Linked DNA regions of Mus musculus: all the other regions are linked to region 2. Evidence: chromatin contacts called from ENCODE POLR2A ChIA-PET data. All regions are on one chromosome and are shown on one strand. Each heading gives the region's core, a stretch centred on a gene start or an enhancer-like site at or near the end of the contact. The rest is flanking DNA. Distances are from core to core; before and after follow the strand shown.

Region 1 (3,186 bases), core at 468-2,967, 330 kb after region 2:
ACAGGAGGGACACGTTAGGGATTAGTTTGTCAGCAAGGAGGTCAAGGGAGGGTCTGGGATTAGTGGGAAGTGGCTGTGCTAGGCAGAGGCTCAGGTTTGCACAAATGAGGGCACCCTGGAAACCCTAGTGTAAGGAGCACTGTGCTAATCACCTCCCCTCAAGCCTCTGGGTATTATTTTCTGGCTGTCTCCTCTGCCGGGCAGGGTTCAGTCCTTCCTAATGGCTTTCTGACCAGGCTGGGGCAGGGTTCTTGAAACCACCAGAGCATGAAGCTCTGAACTAGCTCCTGCTGGCCAGATGGGCAACCCTCCGAACCTCATCTCCCAACTCTGTTCCAGAGACCCAGACGCTCTAGCCATGGAAATCCCCTAAGTATTTCACAGGCCATTGCAAGAGCTGGGGCCTGGAGCACAAACCTGGCAGAGTCTTGGAGGATGACGGGTCTGGAAAACCCTGTCAGTTCTAAATGTGAATATCCATGGCAGCGTGACAGATAAACTAAGGCCCAGAATAGTAAGGATTTAACTTGAAATCACACAGGTTGAGACACAGGACTGGAAGCCAGGTTTCCCTTTAGAACCCTGGAGTTCAGTCCCTCTGGTGTAGGGTGTGATCAGAGTCAAGGCTAGTACCTGTGAGTTAAACTCCTGGCTCTGCCAAGGACTATTCCTTAATTACCTCGGAAAGTTGCTTAGATTCTCCTGGTCTGTTTCTTTAACTGTAAAAGGAGGATGCTACCTACCTTTTGGGTTTATTGTAAAGATTAAAAGGCAGCACAGTGCTTGGCATATGGTAAGTGTTCAGTGTCAGCTGGCAGTCTGGAAGAAGCAACCGTAGGTGCCCCTTCTTCTTTCCCTCCCCTCCCTCGGAGTCTCCTGTAGCTCAAGCTGCCTTTCAAACTCTTGAACCCATTTCTATCTACCAAGTGGTGAGATGAAAGGCAGGTACATGTAATCTCAGTTTCTCCACATGTAAATCAGGACTAACAATCCCTGCCCTGTCTGTCACTCTTTCCCCCCTGACCTGTTCCGGTAGCAACGTGGACTAAATAAGGTATGTAAACGTTCTAAGCCGAGCTGTCTCCAGGTCAATGTTTATTCAGCTTAGAGCAATTTCTTTCCAAGTCCTACGCTGGCCAGATTTCCTGTCAGCCCCATCAATTCTCTAACACTCGCAGGTGCTCCTTTGTAACCGCGGAAGGGGCAAGGTCCGCTCAAGCCCACCGTAAAAAGGAGCGGGGAAAACAAAAAACATAGAGGAGGGAGAGCAGGCAAGTAGGGCAGTGTAGAGAAGTGGGGTAAAAGGACAAGGAGGGTAAAAGGGACTTACAGATGGAGCGCGGCGGGGGTGGGTGGGGTGGGTGTCCTGCACCTAAGATGCAGGAGAAGGGATGTGCGGAGCTCTGGGGCAAGTGAGGGAGCAGGGATGTGTGCGGAAAAAGCAGCGAGGTGGGATTCTTGAGGAAGAATTGGGGGGTCGCTTTCAGTGTGAGGTCTGTGGGTAACTGGGGGCAGGGAATTCGGGCCGTCACCTCCACTCAGACAGAGGCTCCGAGAGCAGCTCCCGGGCTACAGCCACCCGCTGGCAAACCGCGGAGGGGCGGGGAAAGAGCATTCGGCGCCTGTGATTGGCTGCCGTCCCGACGGCCGCTGACGCGAGCGGGCGGGCCCCTTTGTGACGTCACAATCAGCTGTTGAAGCGTTCGGATTTGTGCCCTGAGCCCGGGCGCAGCGGCCGCAGCAGCTCCGGGCGTCCGTTCGGGAGCCCCGCCGTCTCTCGGCCCGTCCCCGGTATGCGGCTCCAGTTGTGAGCACCGGCGACCCGGGGACGCCCGGCCGCACAACTACCTCAGCGCAGCGGTTGCTGCAGCGGCCCCAGGTGAGTCCCGACCTCCGGGCTGGGGGCTCCGGGCACCCCCAGGACACGCCCTGCGCCCCCCTCTCCCGTTCTTTGTCTGTCTCCGCCGGCGGCAGCCGGAGCTGCGTTCTTGGCTCCCTATTGGTTGCTCCAAGCCGGTAGGCCATGACGTTGCTTTATTTGCATATGACATTGAGACGTCACCAAGGCCAGCCCCGCCTTCCAGGCTTGCATGGGTGCTTGTCCTCTGGTGACCCGGTGGGCGCTATGTCGTGCCCAGCCGGCCGAGGGTTGAAGAGACGCTGAAAGACAAGCGGGATCCGAAGGGACTCGGCGGTTTCCTGGGCTAATCTAGGGACTGGGGTCAGGCCTCTCATTTGTTTTTTCCTTGTGACCTGAGAGAGGGTAGGACAGCAAAGCTCGATTTAAGTTGAGAGGGCGGTAAGTAGATGGAGCTTCAGACTCCAGGTCCTGGAGACACTACCAGATGGTAGCGGATCCCCTCTGTCTTCAGGCTCCGCCCCCTAACATAATAACATCCTTCTAATCCCTGACATGTGTGCAGAGCCTGAGTTGATGTCATTTTCAGCCTACAAATATTGAGGGTCTTAAGCCCCACTTCACGGAAGAGGAAACTGAGACTCAGAGAGACGTAGTTTACTGGAGATCTCAGCCAATTAGAATCACACTCACTAAGTGGTAGATTCCTTAGCTGAAGTATAAGCTACATGCTTACATACATCTACTGAGGACCCTATCTTGGGTTCAGCACCAACCACAATTTGATGGGATGCTTCAGTCTTCATGATCCTGGACATTTTCCCAGGAGGTCTCTGAAAATTGGGTCTCTTACAAGGCCCTGACCTCCTCTGCCTTCTTTCTACTTCAAAACCCAATAAATGGCCGTCTCCCAGCTGTTTTGACCACAGAAAGGTGAGTCACTAGTTGCCTGCCTCCAGGTGTCTCCAGGGCAGATGTTGTTGAGAGGGAGTTGGGAGTTCCCTCTGTGGGCCTCCCATCAGAGCTGTCAGCTGGGAGAACCAGACCCTTCCCTGGCATTAGTGATGCAGAGCTTATGCTGTTTCCTGAGGCTGCTTCCAGAGTGACAGAAGGATGTCTCTTACTTTCCAAGTAAGTAGATCTGGAGTCCTTCCCAGGTTGAGGGTCGCTCAAGAATGGCCTGGGCTAGGGTTGGCTTAGGCCTCCAGTGCTATTCTAGGCACAGCCTCTGTAGTATTAAGGGAATGGTTCTTCCTGGAGCAGAGCCAGGAATCTGAGAACCAGGAAGCCAGCAGGCTAGGAAAGAAAACCCAGGAGGCTCTCCTAGT
Region 2 (3,044 bases), core at 92-2,591:
AGGGGCTTAGGAGGTTGAGGCAGGGGGATCCCTAGTTCAAGGGCTGCTGGAGCTTTGCAGCAAATTCAACGACCACCTAAGCAAATTGAGATGCTCTCACAAAATGAATATTGTTAAATGAGGGGATATAGTGGGGTACTAAAGCTTGCCTGTAACACACAAAGCCCTGGGTTCAATTCCCACTATGGCAAATAATTAATAATTAATAATAAATACCATGTTAAAGTCAGCTGGATGTTAATATGTGCTAGAGGCTCCTTAACCCTTTAATACAGTTCCTTATGTTGTGGTGACTCCAACCTTAAAATTATTTTAATTACTACTTCATAACTGTGATTTTGTTACTGTTATGAATTATAATGCAAATATCTGTGTTTTCCGGTGGTCTTAGGCAACCCCTGTGAAAGGGTTATTAGGACCCCGTAGGGGTTCTTGACCCACAAGTTGAAACAGGCTACTAAAACACACTTTGTTAAAAGGCAGTTAGAATGCCTTGAAAAAAGCAATTAAGGACATGCTAGGACCAAACAGAGCCTTCCAAACCGAAACAGACAGAAAAAAGAATGCTTTCTCGCTGACTGAGGACCATTTCATGTTTTTGTACCTATACCTAAAATCATACTACGATAATACAGGTTCCTACACTCTGATAAATAGCAGATTGAGGCATTGTTGAAATGCACATACTATTCCTGTGTAGTGTGGCTCAATTAATTGGATCAACTATAACCAAAGCAGGGAGCACTGAACAAAATACATATACATGCTAGGTGCTGGCAATACAGCAGTAAACAAGAGATTATAGCTGTGTGGAGCTTACGTCTGAGTGGGGAAACCAGCCTTCAAGTAAATCAATAAAGAAATCTAAAGTCTTATATGATACATACTGTAAAGGAATTAAAGCATGGGGAAAGCCTAGAGAAGTAGCATTAAACAAAAAAAATTAGTAATCTAGAGCAATGTCCAGTAGAAACACAGTATAAGCCATAAATGTATAATTTTGTATTTTCTAATAGCTGCCTTAAAAGACTAACAATATTTAAAACTCGGTATAAAGTATTACTATTTCAACATCTAAAAATTTTTTTAAAGTTACTTTTGTGCAGTCTTTAAAATCTGGTAAATAGCTGTCACTGCACACATCAATTCCAACGCTAAATGTGGACCTAGTATTTATGTTTAACAGGAAAATATATGTTTACGTTACACTTAAATAGAAAACTCGGTTCCTCAGCACACAGGACCTGACTACCAGTGCTAGAATGTCTCTAGGCTATGGGGTAGCTAGCCCAAAGGACAGATGCCAAACACAGGAGTCCTCCAGGGCCAAAAGGAAGTTTGTTTCTCCCTAGAGAAATCACTGGGAGCCCTTAAGCGGACGATGAGGTCATAGGAAGGGCCTTCTTTGGCCACTGGAGGATGTTAACTCTAGAGGACAGGGTGGCTAAGGGAAAGAAGACAGTGAGTGGCCTAACCCAGGGGCAATGGATAACACGGATGGTGACAGGCTTCAAACCGGAAGGTTGTTTAAAATTGGGGCTAAGTGGGGCCTAAGAAAAGGGCCAGGTCAGAGCTAGGTAAGCTTGAAGATGAAGGCGATGTGCAGGTTGGGGTGGAGGGCAAGGACCCACTGGGATGCCCTGTGTGCATGAAAAAAAAGGGGGGCAGAGGTCTCTGGTCCTGGACCTCCACAGTACATGAGCATCGCAGGATGGCGTAGCCCGTTCAGTAGTCCTCAACGTCTCTCCTACAGAAAAAGGCTTCGATGAAGAAGGTGGCAAGGCCCCCGCCACCTTCGCCCTGCGTGGCCACCCGCGACAGCTGCAAGCCACCCGCACCCGCCTGCTGCGACCCGTGCGCCTCCTGCCAGTGCCGTTTCTTCGGCAGCGCCTGCACCTGTCGAGTACTCAACCCCAACTGCTGACGCAGCTTCTTCGCTGCGCGCGCAGCTTCGGGAACGGGTGATTGGGCGGGGCTTCAGGGTCCCGCGCTTCTAGGCTGAGGGGCGGGTCTCTGTGGGTGGGGCTTGTGGGTGGGCGTGGTCAGTGGTTGTGACTTGTGGGCGCTTTCAAAAAACCGGTTTTCTAGGAAACCTAGTGGAAGCTAAAATCAGAATACAATAATATTTTTAGGCTGCCGAGGAAGTGTGACTATTTCTTTTAAAAGCCGAAAGCTTCCGGCCGCTTTCCATTATAGAGTCTGGTCCTTGCGGATACCCCGCAGTCTGCGCACGCGCCAGCCACTCTTGCCCATAGGGAAACTACATAGCGCCTACAGCTGCTCGCGTGGTTGCTGTTGCTGCATCTTAGGGATGGGCACAATGTTGGCAGTTCCTTCCAGTCTGCCAGTGTCTAGGCTGCCTCCAAACTAAGGGAAAGAAGCCATTAGGGAACCACCTTCCAGTCTTTTCACCCATTCTCTTAAGCGGGAGCACAAAAATCTTAAGATGTTCAGAATTCCATTAGCAGTCTCAGCCGGGTGGGCGAGGGGAGGCGGGACCGTGCATTTGCAATGGCTTTCTAAATCCAAAAGGATTTGGGTTGAGGATTCCAGAACTTTTAAGAGGCTCTCAATCAAAGTCACCACCCAAACCCACTCCTCTTTTAGTCACAAGGGCACACGGATGTTTGGACCTGAGAGTTTTTCTTACGCCAGGCAGTAGTCCCAGCCTTTTTTTTTTTAATTCTAAAAATCTTGAGCTTAGACTCCCAAAGACACAAAATTTTAGATAGCCTTCCTCAATCTTCACCCTAGTTCCGTTGACCAGTAAGAAAGTGTGGGGGTTGGGAGTGGGGATGGGGCTGAAAAGCAGCAATCGAGCGAAATTATTAAGGACCAATTGCCAAAAATGTTCCAGACTGTTTCCTGAAGTCCCTCAGAGTCTCAGTCTGTAAGAAGCTGAGGTGTGGTGATGTAATTTTGAAAGAACTGCGCGAGGTAGAACACTCGCAGGAAGGAGTCAAGAGTTTGGGAAGCAGGGCTCGGTAAGGAAGGACCAGCAGGGAGGGGCAAATGGACGCCCTTTGAGACTAGAGGAAGGGCTA
Region 3 (2,733 bases), core at 149-2,648, 260 kb before region 2:
CTGGTTTACAGAGTGAATTCCAGGAAAGCCAAGGCTACCCCGAGAAACCCTGTCTTGAAAAAACAAACGGACAAGGAAACCCAACAAAGAATAGATGGTATATTTGAGCAAATATAGGAAGACTGTTACACAGAGAGGGAAGTGAGGAGCTGGATAAAACCAGAAAAAGCAGAGGAGGTTGGTAGGGGCTGGACTGATTGATGGAAGTGTTTATTGATCACCATAGTAGGTCTGGAAACACAGTAATGTACAAAAACCAGTAAAGAATTCCTGGTCTTGGCGCTGGGGAGATGGTTTAGTGAGTAAGACTGATTGCTCTTCAAGGCTGAGAACCTGTTTGAATCACCCATTCCCGAACTCAAGAGGCCTGGCCTCGCTGTGATGCCAGCAGTTGGAAGGCAGAAGCAGGGAGGATTAGGAGTTCAAGATTATTCTCGGCTACAGAGCAAGTACAAAGCTGGCCCGGGCTACAGAGACCCTGCCTCAAACTCTGTCCTAATTCCCAACAGGTAATGAAATCACAGGTCTGAAGGGAATGGGGAATACAAATAAGTACGTCTCCAGCTTTCTGGGAGATTTGTGACTATAGCTGACAATGGTCCTCTTTGCTCTCAGAAGACCCCCTGATGGTCTGGAGAGGCAAATTGGGGATGTAAGTGGGAGAGACAGGAGACTGAAAAACTGATTCAAATGGGAGATCCTGACATGATAAATATTTAGGAGGAAGAACCAACACCCAGATTAAGTAAGAAAACATTTCATCCCATAAGGGCAAAACTACTTAATCAGGCTTTTTTTTTTTCCACCTTTGACGAGAGACCCCAGACATCGAAGCGTCTCCGCCCAACCCCAAGCCTTCCCAGCGAATGGTAGCATTCTAATTCCTAGAAAGTGAAATAACCGCTCCAATTGCTTCTGGCCCCTGCCGCACCGCCTCCAGCTAACAGAGAGGGCTCCATCTCCAGGCCTCGCCCAATCAAGCGCCACCCCCGCGCCGCGCTCCTCCCTTAGGATCTTCCTCCTTCCGGCTCCCGCCCAGGGTCTACCTCCGACTGTCCTGCCCGCGGTGTTACCAAGGCCCACCTCCTGCAGACCGGCGGCAACCTCTTAGCACCGCCTCCGCTTCCGTAGGCCCAAGCTCCGCCCCTCAGACTCCTCCCCTGGGCACGCTCTTCCCCCCCACCCCGGCTCCGCCCTCAGCCTGCTGCTCCTCCCTCGTGTCCTCCCGCCCGTCAGCCCTCGGGACCCCCTCCGCCCCGCCTTCAGCACCCGGCTGGTGGAAGCCACAAACTCCTTTCCCTCAGCCCCGCCTGCCTCCTCCGTCCCCCCACCCCACGCTAGACCCCGCCCCGGCCCCGCCCTCCTCCTCTGCGCGCCGAAGCTCTGGACCTTTCCAAAGCCCGGCGCGAGGGGTGTGCAGGGAGCCCACGCGTTTGGAGAGCCCGGCCCGTGCAGGGCGGCGCTGGGGACTGAGTGCTCGGGTGGCAGGATCCTATTCGGAGGACCGAGAGGAGAACCGGGTAGGAGCCGGGGCGGCGGGCAGGCCGAGTGCAGACGCCTGTCCAGCACTCCCCCTCCCCGCGCTCGCCCCATTGGTGGCGGCCGAGCGAAGGACTCGCGGCTGCGGGGCTCGCGCCTCTGTCAGTGCGGCGGGGCGCGCGAGCGGCGCGGGGTGCGGAGCCGAGGGAAGCCGAGGGGGCGGAAGCGGTCGCGACTCTCGCGCGTGTGCTCGGGCTCCTCACGCGGCGGCCAGGGCCGCCTCTTCCCTCCCGCCCTCCGAGAGCAGACGCGCCGTCGCCCTTCGGTGCCGCGCGGCTTCCTCCAGACCTCGGCGCGGGTGAGTGGGGGCCGCGGGCCGCTCCTGAGGAGTGCGGGCGGGCTGTTCCGTGTGCCTTTTTCGTTCCTCACCTCCTCGGGCGGGCCGGTGCCTATTTTTAGAAACTCTTTCTCTCCGCGGTCCCGGGAGTCCTGGGAGCCGGAGTAACTCTCGGCCCCCTCCCTCTGTGCTCCCTCCCGGGCCCGCCGCCCCGGGTCGCCTGCCCCGGGGCCACGCGCGCCCGCCCCTGGACGCCTGGTATTCGCAGCTCGCCTCCGGTCGGTCGGCCGGGCGCGGGCCGGGAGTTGGGGGTGGGCCGGTGCCCGCTCGGAAGTTGGAGTCTTTTGTGCTGCGCCCCGCCCCGACCGGCGAGGGGAGGAGGGGAGGGAGCGGAGGTTGCGCCGGGGAGGCCTCGGGCGGGCTGGGGCCTGGCTCTGGCCTGGATTGGGGCCCCGGGTTTCTTCCGGCTTTCCAGTCGGTCCAGCTCTTTGAGGTTCCCTTAGGCGCGCAAAACTGGTCCTTTCTTTTCCCTCACGGGTCTGTCTGAGCGCCTTTCTCGCTACCCTTGCCTAGCCTTTGCTCGGTGTCTTGTGGAGCGCGGAAGGGAACGGCCAGCCCTCGAACTGGGGGGCCGCGTCCCCCACTTTGCTCCAGCCCGAGCCTCAGTTTTCACCTGGGTGAAATGGGGTCAAGGAGGAACGCAGCCTCTCCGGGTGTTAGTGAATTCAGGGAGGGAGTTAGTACAGGGCAGAAGCGTTAAATGCCAACAGGTAACGTTTAACGAGACTGACCCAGGAACTTCGTGAATGTATCGCCTCATGTCCACACCGGTCTTCCAGAGCTGTCCCTGCTCACAGGAGCAGAAATCAAGGTTCAGAGACATGAAACCGCCGTAGAAGTACAAAGCTGTTAGTAAC

What was found. ChIA-PET counts read pairs that join two places held with the same protein, here RNA polymerase II (POLR2A).
Region 1: POLR2A ChIA-PET joins it to region 2 with 13 read pairs in Patski. The contact joins the promoter of Trp53inp2 here to the enhancer-like site in region 2. POLR2A ChIA-PET finds 5 or more read pairs at or near these places in 3 of 5 experiments (Patski and embryonic stem cell).
Region 3: POLR2A ChIA-PET joins it to region 2 with 11 read pairs in embryonic stem cell. The contact joins the promoter of Raly here to the enhancer-like site in region 2. POLR2A ChIA-PET finds 5 or more read pairs at or near these places in 2 of 5 experiments (Patski and embryonic stem cell).

Annotation. Positions count from the first base shown.
Region 1 is chr2:155,380,139-155,383,324 of GRCm38, forward strand. It overlaps Trp53inp2 (transformation related protein 53 inducible nuclear protein 2), which reads left to right and starts at 1,718. Exons shown (of 4, transcript NM_178111.3): 1 at 1,718-1,879.
Region 2 is chr2:155,048,875-155,051,918 of GRCm38, forward strand. a (nonagouti) reads left to right here. Exons shown (of 4, transcript NM_015770.3): 4 at 1,754-2,138. The coding sequence ends at 1,924. Among named protein-coding and RNA genes, the nearest start is that of Gm39965, 4.8 kb to the left of the region's middle. Within about 2 kb of position 1,342, at least 1 of the 3 ENCODE cell types and tissues checked has a DNase peak (open chromatin) inside an H3K27ac peak, as active enhancers do.
Region 3 is chr2:154,789,712-154,792,444 of GRCm38, forward strand. Raly (hnRNP-associated with lethal yellow) reads left to right here and starts at 1,399. Exons shown (of 8, transcript NM_001139511.1): 1 at 1,399-1,837.